Regions from separate parts of the Homo sapiens genome. Here region 2 is linked to region 1. Evidence: chromatin loops called from intact Hi-C (ENCODE). Cell type or tissue: heart left ventricle. All regions are shown on one strand.

Region 1 (8,000 bases):
CCTGTTTTACCAGTGAGGAAGCAGGCACACAGAGGTGAAGTTGCCCAAGGTCACACAGATGGTTGAGGGAGAGCCGGATTGGAATGAACTCTGTGCTGTTAGCCACTGTGTGAGGCTGGACTGTTCCATTCCAGCCTTTACGGCCTCTTCCAGGCCATTCCCCAGCTGCACTTGGATTCTCAGGCCAGGCACCGGCGGTCTCCTGTGAGGGTGGAGAGGAAGAGGGGGCTGCGTGGCTCGGGGAGGTCCAGGAGAGATGGCGGGAGGAGTAGAGTTTGGGGCCTGCGGTGCCAGAGGACCCCCTTACAAGACGAAAGACTGGGTTCTCAGGCTCCTGAAGCAAGGAGCACCTTCAGGGGTCTCCTGGTATTCACCCATCAAGGCTTGCTCAGGTGGCATGCGTGTGTGCGTGGCGGCTGCCCCCGGGCCCGGAAGCGCCTGTGGATACCAAAGCAAGTGGAAATGCCAGATGGAAAAGCCCCGTGTTAGTCAATGCTGTAGAGTTCAGCCAGCCTCGAGTTTGCAGGTTTACAGAGCTGCCTTGCGCCTGGCTGCTGCTGCTGCTGCATTCCTGCTTCTGCCTCCAGCTGTGACCACCTCCTGCCACTCCTGCTCTCACTGTGGGTTCCTGCTCACTCTGTCTCCAGGACAGACTGCCTTCCGGGCAGCCTTCCCTCCTCAAGCCTCTTGGCCTTTGCAATCCTCTTACCTGGGTCACTGGTGGGATCTCATTTGTGGATCAAGTCGCCCCCAGTGGAGACAAATGTCTGATGGAGTCTGGCCAAGGCCCTCCTGAGCCTTCACTGGGCCCTGCATGAGAAGCCTGCCAAGGCTGAGGGGCCAGGGAAACGGAGACGAAGCCCTCAGAGCAGGCCAAGAGGGTGGGAGGTGGGGGGCATTTAGAGGGTTAGATACAGAGCACCCCTTTACAAATACCAGCTACTGGCTTTTCGTATTACATGTTCATTTTAGATACAACATACTGCACACGCTCCCTTAACGTGTGTTTACGCGTGGGTGGTGTATCCTTCCAGACGTCTTCCTCACATCTATACATAATATGCATAGATAAAACATTTACCACCAAAACCCATAGTGTTATGTACATATTTGTCTGGCTGTGTAACTTTAAATAACATACAAATGTATAGAACAGAAGCTTGCCCTCTTTCTGAAATATCTAACGTGGGATTTCAGGCTTTCTGATGAGACCTCTGTAGAGGTCAGTGTTTTGCCACCAGAGGTCCTTCAGCCTCCATCTGTTCTCCCACCTACCCACATTCTGGCCCCTGGCAATTCACAGGGAGTTTAGGAAGTAGACACCAGGGCCCTATTTCCTGGAGACCAGCCTGGTGGCCGATGTCATAGAGTGCGGTGGGCCTGGGCCGGCCCTGCTCTGGGCCCGTGACCTGCGTGTCTGACTCGGGTCCAGCTGTTCTTCCTGCCAGAGCCTCTTCCTGTGAGGCGGGGGTAACACAACCTTCTGTGGTGGCTGTGGGATTAATCCGTATGGCTGCATTGTGAGTAAAGCCTGGTGGAAATCTCTGTCTCCACTGCTTTCCTTTTCCTGCTGTTCACCTTGGCTCCCTCGACACTTAATCCCCCTCCACATGTGTCTGGAGCGGGCAGAGCGGGGGCAGTTGATAGAAAGGGGGCCGGGTAGTGCCAAGGCTGTTACTTTCCCCCACTGCCTCCCTTGGCTAACTTGAAGTCTGACCCTTTATACCAGAACTGTAAGACAGTGTGTCAGAATGGATTCAGTTGCAGAGCAGGAAGCCTGGATCCCAGCGCCGGACGGAAATGAGAGGTCGATGGTGCAGGCTGGTGTGGGGGTTCCTCCACCGTCAGGGCCCAGGCTCCTTCTCAGGTCTCAGTCTCACTCTTCTTAGCACGAGGTCAGGTCTCATTCCTTGGCTGCGGGAGCTCCAGCCAGCACACGTTTTAGGAAGAAGGAGGAAGGAAGAAGGTAAAGGGTGGATGGCAGCTGCCTCCTCCTCTCTTGGAAGCTCACAGAGCGCTGGGTCACAATTCCCTGGGTAGAACTGGATCACACAGGCACCCCTGTCAGCAAAAGAGGCTGGAAAAAGTATTTCTGAAGCTGAATCAAATTAAGATTCCTGTTACTAAGAAGGGAGTGATTGTATGGGCGACTACAGGGACCACGGCCATACACGGTGCCTGGAAGACCAAGCTTGTGACAGTGACGAGGATTTGGAGAGGGCAGGGTGATGGGGAGCTTTGGGGGGAGTGCATTAGGAACCCTGACCTGGAGAGGGGCAGAATGAAACCTGCGGGCCCCTAACCCTAGTGGGTTGTTTGAGAAACCTGTCCTACTGTGGCAGGGGGCTGAGTCTTCTCAGGGTCATGCATGAAAACTGAAATTCCTGAAGGCCACACACAGCCCCGGAAGTGCTGACTGACAAGGGCACATGCCAGTGATGCAGTTTTCTTTTTTGTCTTCACTTTTGTTGTTCCGCCGTCTTCAACACATGGCTCCCAGCTCACAGCAAATGCTGCCCTGGTTCAGCTACCAGGAAGCAGGAGAGGGGAAGGGAGGGCAAGCCTCATTCTTTATGGAACAAAAGCAGTGGGCAGACAGCCTTCCCTCACGTTCCACTCACTGGAATGTGGTCTGGCTGCCTTCCCTGCAGGAGGTGGGATGCACCCTCAGTGCAGCAGCCCTGCCCCAGCCAAAAACGTCTCAGCACAGCTGTAAGAAGAGGAAGATGGCTAGAGACAGGCAGCCTTCCCTGCAAGGGCAATGAGGCAAGCCTGCCAAAAGCCTCCTTTGGAAATACTGTTTGATTACTTTTCAGAGTTTCTATTTAGGAAAAGGGCAAAACCTTTCAGGATCAGGAGTAGGTGAGCGGCGATCAGGCCTCACTCTTCACCGAGGGCCTTCCCTGAGGAGGGGCCTGCAGGACGCTGGCAGCGGAATGGGGCTGTGTGGCTGCTAGATTAGGTCATGGCAGGGAGACAGCCTCTTCCTGGTTCTTGCTAGAACAGGCACACTTGGGGCCTTGAGCTCCAGGGAGTTCATGGAAGACATCTGACTACCCTGAGCCCCTTGCTGGAGGGTTCTGGGGAGTGGCCCACGGCCACCGTCACCCATGGCCACCGTCACCCACAGGGGCCGTGAGGACATCCCTGGCCAGCATCTAACACAACCACATGGGATGCCCTAAGCAACTACTGCCCAGCCGAGGGCTGCCTGAATTTCTGACTCACAAATGGTGGGCAATGTGAAACGGGTATTTTAAGCTGCTGAGTTCTGCGGGAGTTTGCTGAGCAACAGTAGAAACCAGAACTCTCGGATACTGTGTTCTGTCCTTGAAACGGTGGAAGATTTTATGTGACCAGAATGGAATGTTTGAACAAATATTTTGAGAATAGAATTTTAAAACATTTACTCATCAGCATCCAAGGGTGGGGAGCAGTGTCATCTAGGAGACTGGTTCTATTATTTACGTAGATGTTCTTGAATTAAAGGATGGGAATATTTTTTCCTTCCAAAACTTTTTTTCAATTTTATATTCTGTTTTTCAAGTTTTTATTATGAAAATATTCAAACTCACAGGGAAGTTGAAAGACTAATACAAAGAAGAACCATACTCTTTCCACTGACATGATCCAACGAGGAATATTTTGCCACACGGCAAATATATACCGTATAATTTTCTGTACCACTTGATAGAAAGGTAAAGAATGAATATTGTTTTTTAAATAACTTTTTTCGTATATAAGTAATATGTGCTTATCGTGTAACTACCTAAAAACATTGAAAAATAAAAGGAAAATAAAATTCATACATAACCGCCCTGCCCAGATTAACTATCTTTGGTTCTTGGCTTGCTGAGCAAGCTTCTGACCTGAACTTGGTCTTCATTGGGCACGGCTGCCCTCTACTGACAGCTGGGAGTCCTCGGCCTCCTTATGAATGAATCAAGCCAGTTGGTTCTGAAACTGCAGAACAGAGCCTGATGGCCTCATACCTGGGTTTTTAAAAATCAAAATCTGGCCGGGTGCGGTGGCTCTCGCCTGTAATCCCAGCACTTTGGGAGGCTGAGGTGGGTGGATCACGAGGTCAGGAGATCGAGACCATCCTGGCTAACACGGTGAAACCCCGTCTCTACTAAAAATACAAAAAATTAGCTGGTCGTGGTGAAGGGCGCCTGTAGTCCCAGCTACTCGGGGGGCTGAGGCAGGAGAATGGGTGAACCCGGGAGGCGGAGCTTGCAGTGAGCCGAGATCACACCGCTGCACTCCAGCCTGGGAGACAGTGCGAGACTCCTCTCAAAAAAAAAAAATCAAAATCTTGGGTGAGGCCTCACCTGAAATATCAAGTGTGACTTCCCTGTCCTTGTCATATTGCTCCCTTGAATTGGAGCCTGCCCTGATGCCCGCCTGGCTCCAGGCCAAGCCCTAGCAGTTCTCCACCCCAGTTAGACAGCATGCAGCTGTGGTTCCAACGCCCCTCCCTCAGCTGAACCGATGCCCCTGATTCTCCCTAAATTCTCCTTTGTCCTTCAGTTCATCTTTCTTGTCCTTTTGCTCCAATCACATAGTGTGAGGGAAGACTCTCCTGAAACCATGTTTTCCCTCCGCTCTCACACTGCAACAATCATCTACACAGAAGAAGACTTCTGTGACCAAACGTGTGGGGACCTCTCCCCACTCCCAAGCGGTGGACGTCAGCCAGGTGTCCTCCAATCAGTTCCAACCCTGTCTACCTGGAGATAGTGCCAGATCCCACAGGTTGAGGGCTCCATCCCCAAGACTCATCCTTGCCCCACCCCACCAATCGAATGTTGGGGCCTCCAGAACTTCTGACCAACTGGGTTCAAGTTGGGGTTCCCACAACCCCCTCTTTGAGTTTGATTAATCTGGGGGAGTTGCTCACAGAGAATCAGTTTACTAAGAAGGATATTTTAAAGGATATGGATAATTAGCCAGACGAAGAGGTACATAGGGTGAGGCCTGGAAGCACAGGAGCTTCTGTTGCCGTGGAGCTGGGGTGCCCCACCCTCCCGGCATGTGGACGAGTTCTTCACCCTCCTGTCGGCCTCCACGTGTTCGGCCCAGTCCCCTTGGTTTTTTATGGAAGCTTCATGACTTTAGCATTCCTTCCCCCAGGGTATAGGATGGGACCCTCTCATGGGAGGGCCTTGAGTCCTGCCTCAGGGCAGTGGAAGGTCAGAGTCCTGCCCCTGAGGCCTGACTCACCCAACACTGTAACAAAAGACTGTAACAAGGGCTGTGGGAATTATGAGCCAGGAACCCTGGGTTGAAAACCAATACATAAACCAATATACGTACACATATTGTGAAGAGAAAATACAACTTGGGACCTCAAAATCACTAAGCCGAAGGGACAGATCAAGCTGGGAACTGTGTCACACAAACCTGCCTTCCATTCACAAATAAAAAAGCTACATGCCTCCCTCACAATTTGCCCTTGTGGGCAAGATCTTTACCCTAAAAGTGTTCTGTTGAATTCCACCCTGACAATGTAAATTGATAGTCTATCTTCGCAGTGATGGGACAAAGGAAAGAACTCAGCCATTTCTTTGCTCACCTGAGACAAATGCATATGTGATTGCTTCCTCTGCCCTACTTTATCTTATGTGAAAGTGCAGATTCACCCCAGCTAGCTGACTATTCCTTTGCCTCCCTTACATGTGGACGGCTGATCAAAGGCTCAAAAGAAGGCAACCACTTGCCTTTTATCTACCCACACCTTTTAAAAATGTCTTCCTCTTTCTGCAATACCTGCCCTTTTTCCTTTAAATATTGAAGCCCTCAAAATCATCTTTGGAGAAAGGCACAGACTTGGGTCCTGGGTGCATGTCCTTAACATTGGCAAAATAAACTTCTAAATTGACTGAGCTCTGTCTCAGATACTGTTTGGTTTACATGGTAACCATGAAGGGATTCTGAGTGGAGCTACCCCTGACCTTTGGCAAATCTCCTACGGGTACTTGGTGCCAGCTTGAGCTACCTTTATTGCTCAAATCAGTTGGACAATTTGCTGAGCCCTGGGAGCTCCTGTCTCCAGAGAATCCCTGATCTTCCAAAATCTGGTTGAGGTTTAAGGATTATTCTGCTGTGAAACTCTTTTTCTGGAGTTTTATTCACTTTCAACAAGGAGGGAGAGTTTTCCTGCTTCCATGATAATGGGGTGCAGGCAACTCCTTTGTGGAATTTCAGCCCACTTCCAACAGGGAAAGCAAGTTTGAGTTTTTTCCTACTTCTAGGATAGTAGTGTAGCAGGACCAGCCGCAGACAAAACTCCTCAGACACCGAGTTAAAGAAGGAAGGGGTTTATTCAGCCAGGAGCATTGGCAAGACTCCTGTCTGAAGAGCTGAGCTCCCCTAGTGAGCAATTCTTGTCCCTTTTAAGGGCTCACAACTCTAAGGGGGTCCACGTGAGAGGGTCGTGATCGATTGTGCAACCAGCGGGTACACGACTGGGGGCTGCATGCACCGGTAATCAGATTGGAACAGAACAGGACAAGGGTTTTCACAGTGCTTTTCCATACAATGTCTGGAATCTACAGATAACATAATCGAGTAGGCCGGGGCTCGATCTTTAACTACCAGGCCCGGGGTGTGGCGCCGGGCTGTCTGCTTGTGGATTTCATTTCTGCCTTTTCATTTTTACTTCTTCTTTCTTTGGAGGCAGAAATTGGGCATGAGACAATATGAGGGGTGGTCTTCTCCCTCAGTAGAGCACAGTCTTTAGCCAGGTCTCATTCCTAGGTAAGTAGCTGAATGGGGGTTTTGTCTTGGAAATTCTCCTTAATCACTAAAGTTAAGATGAACAACCAGTTGGTCTTAATTCCTCCTTACCATTAGAGTGCTCAGTAATAATATAAATTGTGTGATCATTTGTTTGTTTTGATTAACTGCTTTTTAAAAATTTGTTAGTTTCTGTTTTTGTTGTTTTGGTCTCTTTCCCATTAGGTTTGACCAACTCTACCCGACTTGATCAAATCCAGAGAAAAGTTCCAAATTATGGGGAACAAGGCCTCTGGATTGGCTAAATTCCCTCAGCTGAAAAAAAGGAAAAAGAAAAAATGGCCAGCAACAAGGAATGTGGGAGTTACCAACCAGCAACCATGGATGAAAGCCAGTACATGCATCTCTATGTCATAACAGCACACACACCTTGTCCTGTTGTACTTTCCACCTCCTGGGGTCTCTGGGGCATTTCATTTTACTCTTGCTCTTTTTTCAAGCTATCAATTTACGCCTCATTGCAAATAGCATATTCATGTATCCATATTTGTATAAGGAAGCCTCTATCATTTTTTTCTTTTTCTTTTTTTTTTTTTTTTGAGATGGAGTCTTGCTCTGTCACCCAGGCTAGAGTGCAGGTGGTGCGATCTCAGCTCACTGCAACCTCCACCTCCCGGGTTCAAACGATTCTCCTGCCTCAGCTTCCTGAATAGCTGGGATTACAGGCATGTGCCACCAAGACTGGCTAATTTTTGTATTTTTAGTAGAGATGGGGTTTCACTATGTTAGCCAGGCTAGTCTCAAACTCCTGACCTCAGGTGATCCACCCACCTTGGCCTCCTTAAGTGCTGAGATTACAGGCATGAGCCACTGCACCCGGCCTACCATTTTCATAAAAAGGATATACTTTGTTTCTCCTTCACAAAATTTGGGGCAATGAGAAAGATCCCAGTCATCTCTCTCTCTCTCTCTCTCTCTCATTTTCTTTTTTTAGACAGTGTCCTTCTCTGTCACCCAGGCTGGAGTGCAGTGGCACAGTCTCGGCTCACTGCAGCCTAAACCTCTGGGGCTCCAATGATTCTCCCACTTCAGCTTCCTGAGTAGCTGGGACCACAGGTGCATACCACCGTGCCTGGCTAATTTTTTAAAAAAAACTTGTAGAGACCAGGTCTTGCTATGTTGCTCAGGCTGGTCCCAAACTTCTAGGCTCCAGCGATCTTCCTGTGTCAGCCTCCCACAGTGCTGGTATTACAGGCGTGAGC
Region 2 (8,000 bases), 84 kb before region 1:
TTTTCAGGATTCAAATTTTCCATCAGATTGTGCTTACGCCTGTGAAGTAAAGTCCCGCAAGCTGAGAGTTTCGGATCTCTAACAAAAGATGCAGTTCAGCTGCCATTCTTGGTACCCCAGCACCCTCCCACTCCCACCACACACACACACACACACACACACACCCTCGTTGGCCTGACCTTCAGCATGATCACTGCCTGGCTTCGGGCAGAGCCTCTGTCAGTCGAGTTGCTACTGCCCTCAAGGGCAGTACAACTTCATATGTACACTTCATAGTGTGCTAAGACCCTGCACTTAATACAACATAGTATAATCCCTTATATGTCTACAGGCTGTGCTACTAGGGAGCTTGTGGTCTGGCTTAAAGTTTTATGACCTCTGAAAAATTTAAATGTACTTGGACATGACAATAGCCAGACAGGTCAATGTAACTAAATAGGTGGCCCATGACAAGCCCTTTTCTAGATAATGATTTAATACGATAAATTAGTTCAATGGGGAAGTTAAATGAGTAAATGGTAATGGGGCAATCAGTTCTTCGTAGGGAATGGAAACTCATGTTCCAAAATAAATTCAAGGGAGACTGTTGTAGTTTGAAAATATTTCCAGAAATTCTTTTATATTCCTGCTTTGAAGAGTTGGAGTTTAGGTCCTTTCCTTGAGTGTGGGATGGACTTAGTGATTTGCTTCTACTGGAGTAACATACGGCAAAAGCGACGGTGTGCACCTTCAGAGACCAGGGCATAAAAAGCGCCATGGTCCAGTGTCACCCTCTCTCTTGGATCACTTGTCATGCCATGAGGACACTCAAGCAGGCCTGTGGAGGGACCTGTACTATGAGAAACTGAGGCCTCCCACCAGCAGCCACGGGAACGAGCCAATTTGGAAGCAAATCCTCCAACTCCAACTGGGCTATTTCTCCAAATGACTGCAACCCCAGTCCACACCTTCAGTACAGCCTCGTCAAAGACCTTGAATCAGAGCCACTCAGTTAATATGCATTCAAATTCCTGGCCCACATAAACTGTGAAATAATAAATGTTTGTTGTTTTAAGCCACCGAGTTTTGGGGGCAATTTGTTATATGGTAATAGTTCATTAATTAAAAGATCAAAGGGAAAAATATTTTAAAATTAATTTTAAAAAAAACAGAACTGGGCCTTGGAGGAGAAAGGACCTCTAAACTTTAATGAAGGATTCCTGTATAACCTGAATATGGGTTTTGCCAGCCCACGCAACAAATGAGGCCACATCGGCCACGTCATTGGATGATGCCAGCTTGTGGGCCAGAGTGGAGTGTGGCCATAGGGCATCTTTTCCCCTTTTTGAAGTTTCCTGACTATGGCAAGACTGCCAGTATTCACCAAATATCCACGAGATCTTCTAAGCCCTGGCCTCCTTTGCAGTTAGAACGGAGCTGTGTGACCTGGTTCTGGCCAAAGAGAGGTGGTTGTAAATGACGTAATTGCACTTCTGGGCCTAGCCCTTAAAGCATCCCATGGGGTCTTCCAGCCTTCTCTTCTCTACAGTGGCAATTCTGAAGGCCACACATTCCAGATATTATGGCTGCAAGACAGAAGAGAGCAAACTGACTTACAATGAAGTTTACGTGAAGAACAAATAAACCTTCTTGTCTTAGGCCACCGGGAGGGAGGGTGTATTTGTTACTGCAACCTCGTCTAACTATGCTGACTACACCATTGCGCTTTTCTAGCATTGCTGGGTCTTTGAGGTATTCCATGTGTCCTCCAGGGCCAGTCCAGATTGTGTGTGTCTACACTGCTGTCACCTCCAGTTTAGTAACAGTGCTTTGTACTCGGGACCCTGGTGCGCACCACACAGGCAGATATGAACGTAAGCCTTTCTTGTAATTTTCCCTTAGTCCAGTCACAACCAGACCATCATGCTTCAGAAGAGCTATTGTTCGGAGAATAACCTGCCACAGGCTACCTTCCACACCCACAGACCCTGGGCAGTCCCGTGGGGCCCCTACGGGGCACTCCCTGCCAGCTCCTGACCTGCTCCCTCAGTGTTTCTCTGGACTCCGACACAGCCAGACCCAGAGAGAGGGAGGGGTCAACCACTGACCCAGCTAAGGCTGCACTTTTCAAGTCCTCAGATCCCGCCCCAACATCTTCCGCTTCCCAGGGAGATAGAGAAAGGTGATCCACTCCCCTCAGGAAGACACGGTACCTCCGGGAGTGTGACCACAGCAACACCAATCATGAAAACTCAGATAGTGCATACTGTATGGCGTCATAAGATCTGAGCCTCAAGACTGCCCAGCTGTGAGTCCTGGGACAGTTTTCTTACCCTCTCTGTTCCCCCATCTGTAAAATGGGGATGTATGCAGTGCTGTCATCAATGGGTTATTGACAAGATTCAATATATCAATATGTATGTTCTAAGTGCCTTACATATGCTAATTTAATTTTCACAACTCTGTGAAGTAGGTATTATTATTACCTATATTCCAGATGAGGGAGCAGAGACCAAAGATTACACAACTGCCCAGTCCCATAAGAAACCCAGAGCCCAACACAGATTCAAGAAAATACCTTGGAGCAGGTGCCATTTTTCACCAACTCTCCGTCCAAATTAGGGAAAGACAGCTCCTTTGATTTTCTCCTTTCCCAAGGTCTTATGAAACTGTGAGTTAATCCATGTGTACAAGAGGACATCCAGTTCTCTTTCTTTTAAAACAAAAATTTCCTCCTCCTGCCAAGTTGGCAGAGGCTTGTAAGGGTGGTGTCCTAACAGCCTCCTGTTTGGTCTTGGCACTCTGTGGCTTGTGAACAACAACCAGAGATGAATATATCTACAGGAGGAGAACAAGCAGCTGGGCTTGAACCAGCAGGTGCCCAGGCCAGAGCATTTCAAAGATGTCAAAGATCACAGCCTCAAAACTACCAGCTGTGTGTCCTGGGACAATTTGCTTTCCCTCTCTGTTTCCCCTTCTGTAGAACAGGTATATGTATGTGCATATATATATATATATATATATATATATATATATATATATACACACACACACACACACACACACAGTGCCTTCATCAAAGGGCTGTTGAGAAGATTCAATGTATCTATATATATAAAGCATTTAGAAGAGTGCTTGGCACAAAATAAGCCCCATAAAATTTCTCGCTGTTGTTGATTATCATTTTAGATGTAAGTGTCAGTCAGAACTCCTGACACAGACATCTCCCTTTCCACAGGACCCAGAAATGATAACAGTAGGAGGCTGCTTGCTCCTTCTAGACCTTTTCCCAGGGACTGTGGGTTATCCCTTAAGAGCCTCTGGTAACAGGTTTCTCCAGATTCATCCCACGGTCCCTTCCAGCTCAACAGCGCCACCTGCCACACAGATTTTACACATCCATGTAAAGCTTGAGGGATGAAAGGAAATTGTTGGTGTTAAAGGGCAAGCAGGAAAGAGAACAGCAATTGATGGCCAATTCAAAAGGTGAACTTCTTTAATAAAGAATGTGTTCCCACAATGGACACAAACTCTACAAAAGGTACCGAAAGACTTGATGTAAGGACAGGACAGGCAGTCCCTGGGAGAGATGGCTCAATTGGGTGACACACATGATAGAAGGGTAAAGAAAATTAAACAACCAGACACTATTTGCTGCCTACAAATTTAGAGAAAAAACAAACCTGCCACAACCCAATCCTGGGGAGGTGAGTGAGTAAAGAGCTTTTACTTATAGTTGGAAACTTTATAAATTGAAATACTCCTTCTTGAAGTAGTAGTTTAGCAATCTGATGCAATTTAGGATTATTTATGTTTACATATAATTTTTGAATAAATACTATATTCTCGTGGTTCAAAATGCAGGAGTATAAAGACGATATGCACTGAAAATTCTCCTTCCCACCCTTCTCTTCCAGCCACCCAGGTGCCTCCTCACCGACAGCCCCGGTTAGTGGTTTCTGGTGTGAACTTTCAGGAACATTTTTATGAACATACACAAATATGTACACATTCATTTCACCCTTTCTTATGCAAATTATAACATAGCTTGGCACATTGATTTCTTTATTTCACATGCATCTTGGAGATTTTCCCATACCATTTTATAAAGAGGCCCCTCTTCCTTTTTTATGGCTGAAAGTAGTACATTGCATGCTGTTATGGGTTGAACTGTGTTCCCCCAAAATTCGTATGTTGAAGTCCTAACCCCAGATACTTCCTAATGTGACCTTATTTGGAAACAGAGTCATTGCAGATGTATTTAGTTAAGCCGAGGTCATGCTGGAGTGAGTAGTTTAGGGCCCTAATCCGATATAACTGGTCTCCTTAAAAAAGGGAGAAATTTGCACACAGGCATGCATGCAGTGAGAAGGCTGTGTGTGATGGTAAAGGCAGAGACTGGGTGCTGTGTCCACAAGCCAAGTGTAGCAGGACAAGTCGCAGACAAAACTCCTCAGACACCGGATTAAAGAAGGAAGAGGTTTTTATTCGGCCGGGAGCATCGGCAGACTCACGTCTTAAGAGCCGAGCTCCCCGAAAAAGAAATTCCTAGCCCTTTTAAGGGCTTACAACTCTAAGGGGTTCACGTGAAAGGGTCATAATAGATCAAGTAAGCGTGAGGAACGTGACTGGGGGCTACACACATCAGCTAACAGAACAAAAAGTTTTACAGTGCTTTCTCACACAATGTCTGGAGTTTACAGATAACACCAGTAGTTTTGGTCAGGGGTTATTATTATTATTATTATTATTATTATTATTATTATTATTTTAACCACCAGGGCCAGGTGGTGGCGCCAAGGTCGTCTCGCTATCTTCTGTTTCTTTCCAACTCTGTGCTTTCTCCCTTTTCTCCTGTCTTATAAACTAGGGAAAAGGGGAGGTTGGGGAGAAGCTGGGAAGGACAACAGGAGAAGTGGTGGTCTCCGTCCAAAGGAACACCAAGGATTTCCATCAAACCACCAGCAGCTAGGTACAAAACGTGGAACCGATTCTCCCTCACAGCCTCAGAAGGAACCAAACTTGCTGACACCTTGATCTCAGACATCTAGCCTCCAAAACTGTGAGACAATAACTTGTTCCTATTTAAGCCACATTGTGTGGGGTACTTTCTTACAGCAGCCCTGGAAAACTAATACACGTGAATGTACAATAATTTATGTAATCACGTCTTTAGTTTGGACCTTTAGGTTTTCTCCATCTTTTACTTTAGACACACTATTGTGAATAACCTTTTCACACACCATTTCATGAGTGTGTGACTATACCAGCAGGGTAGACTCGTAGAGGAGAATTGCTGCGGCAAAGAGTACGTGCACGTCCATCCACACCGCACGCTGCCTTCCCTGGAGGTGAGGTCCGTCAACACCCCACCAGCGGGGAAGAGTGCTTTCCCCACCATGCTGTCACCACCACAGCGTGGATCAAACTCAGGATCTTTGCCATTCTAATAAGAGAAAAATTGTATTTCCATGTAGTTTGGGCTTGCATTCTTTTTTATTTTGAATCATTTGTATAAGCTTTCCTGTGAGCCCATTTTTCCACTGGGTTGTTCAGGTTTTCAATTTTGGAGAAGCTCTGTGTATCAGGGAAATTTGCCCTTTGTGATATAACATGCAAATATTTTTTCCCAGTTAGTCATTTGATTTTTTTACTTTTCTTGTAGTGGTTTTGCCACACGGAAGTATTTTATTTCTATGTGTTTGAATTGCTCTATCTTTACTTTTACAGTTTTTGGATTTTGCGTTATAGTAAAAAGGAAAGAAAGAAAACAAAAACCCTCCCTCAGTCCAATATGAGCAAAGCAATCTCCTGCAGTTTTTTTTTTTTCTTTGTAAAATTTTATGGAAGTGGGAGCAGCTGCCAGGATGGTTGGTGTGTGTGCATTTCACAGTTCAGTCTTAGATACACCTGGCATTCATCCTGGTGTAAGGGCTGTGGTTTGAATCCAACTTCATTTTTTCCCCAATGCTTCCCAGCTGTCCCTGTTCTGTCTTTGCCACTAGTTTGAAATGCTAGCTTTACCAGATGCCGAATACCCATGACTGTTTAGGTCTATTTCTAGACTTTATATGTATGTCTCAGAATTATACCAGCTTAATTATTAACGTGCCTTAATAGTGCCTTGCGTCATTCATATTTTTATAGGCATTTTCTAGCTAGAAACAAGCAAGAGTCTGTTAAATTTGTCCATGTGAACTTTAGAATCAGTTGTGGGTTGCCAAAGGAGATTCTATTGCTAGCTTTTATCAGGATCATGACAATTATACTTTACAAGAAATGACTGTTCTGATGTCAAGTGTTTCCATTCATGTGAATGGAACATCCAAGAATCTTTCCATAAGTTTAGTTCATCCTCTATGTCCCCAGGAGCACTGTAAATTTTCTTCATATGGGTCTTGCACGTGAGTCATGAATTCCTGGGCATTTGGTCTTTTGTTTGTTTCTATTGTAAATGTAGTCTTTCCTTCCATTATTCCAACTGTAGTTTCTATATAAGGAAACTTGATTTCTATATGTTAATTTTGAAAACACACCTTACAGCATTCTCGTTTTTTCTAGTTTTTTCAAGTTAATTCTTGTGAGTTTTCCAAAAATGAAATCATATCTGCAAATAAGACAATTACACCTCTGCTTTCCAATGTTTATATTCTGACTTCTTTTTTCTTTGTTTAATCCAGCTGCAATGGGAAATAATAGTACTGATGAGTAACAACCTTGTCTAGTTCTTTACTCTGATTGTTTCCAGTGTTTACCTATTAAGCTTATTAGTGTTTCTAATTCCCTATTGTTCTTATTTTAAGACTCTTAAAAATGTCTGTCTATTGAACCAGTGATTCCTCTTCTTGTCAATTATTCCAAGGAAAATACGATGAAAGCGTTCTGCACGCTACTATCTAAAACAGCACTGATTTATTTTTTAAAAAAGACATACTTAGAAAAAACCTCTGTGAGTTATACAGAATAGTTAAGGAGACTGTAGTTTAATGGAATATCACAGAGAGTAAAAACATGAAAAATGCTAATGTATAATATTATTTGTAAAAATGCTATATAAAAATACAGATATAGTATGATTATGACACTATCTGAAAAACACTCACAAACTGGTGATAGAAAAAAGTTTACTAAGTTTACTAAGTAAGTTTACTAAGTTTACTAAAGTTTACTAAGTAAGAAAATTTACTAAATTATGGGCTGGGTGTGGTGGCACATGCTTGTAATCCCAGCACTTTGGGAGGCTGAGGCAGGGGGATCATTTGAGCTCAGTAGTTCAAGACCAGCCTGGGCAACATAGTAAGACCTTGTCTCTATTTTTTTTAAAAAAAGGAAAGTTTAGGCCGGGCGCGGTGGCTCACGCCTGTAATCCCAGCACTTTGGGAGGCCGAGGTAGGTGAGTCACCCAAGGTCAGGAGTTTGAGACCAGCCTGGCCAACATGATGAAACCCCATCTCTACTAAAAATACAAAAACTTAGCTGGGCATGGTGGTGTGCGCCTGTAATCCCAGCTACTCAGGAGGCTGAGGCAGGAGAATCCCTTGAACCTGGGAGGGGGAGGTTGCAGTGAACTGAGATCGTGCCACTGCATTCCAGTCTGGGCAACAAGACCAAAAACTAGTTTACTAAATTAAGAATAATTTTTCTGTTTTCCAGATTTAACATAATGAACTGATATTATGGTACAGTGGGAGGAGAGATTTTATTTTAAAATAAATTTGCCATTGGGCATGGTGGTTCACACCTGTAATCTCAGTACTTTTGGAAGCCAAGGTGGGAGGATCACTTGAGGCCCAGGAATTTGAGACCAGCCTGGTCAACACAGCAAGACCCTACCGCTGCAAAAAAAATTAAAAAATTAATCTGAGGCCGGGAGCAGTGGCTCACGCCTGTAATCCCAGCACTTTGGGAGGCCAAGGTGGGCGGATCACCTGAGGTCAGGAGTTTGAGACCAGCCTGGCCAACATGGTGAAATCTTGTCTCTACCAAAATACAAAAATTAGCCTGGTGTGGTGGCATGTGCC

Evidence for each region. Peaks named below come from ENCODE experiments on the same cell type or tissue, not always from the same donor. Only the 100,000 strongest peaks of a DNase experiment are listed, where the experiment ranks them.
Region 2: a loop joins it to region 1, with 5 times the contacts of the local background. A loop is called at or near these places in 78 of 110 quality-filtered maps.

Annotation. Positions count from the first base shown.
Region 1 is chr5:180,780,595-180,788,594 of GRCh38, reverse strand. MGAT1 (alpha-1,3-mannosyl-glycoprotein 2-beta-N-acetylglucosaminyltransferase) reads left to right here. Exons shown (of 2, transcript NM_002406.4): 2 at 1-3,815. Among named protein-coding and RNA genes, the nearest start is that of MGAT1, 18 kb to the left of the region's middle. RefSeq lists enhancers at 1,738-2,648, 2,649-3,560. In heart left ventricle, a CTCF peak has its summit at 3,894 (motif pointing left); DNase peaks (open chromatin) are centred at 1,337, 2,667 and 3,904; H3K4me3 peaks cover 590 bases; H3K27ac peaks cover 2,758 bases.
Region 2 is chr5:180,864,527-180,872,526 of GRCh38, reverse strand. LOC124901155 (a long non-coding RNA gene) reads right to left here and starts at 2,753. Exons shown (of 2, transcript XR_007059089.1): 1 at 2,558-2,753; 2 at 1,161-1,565. In heart left ventricle, a CTCF peak has its summit at 3,356; a DNase peak (open chromatin) is centred at 3,346.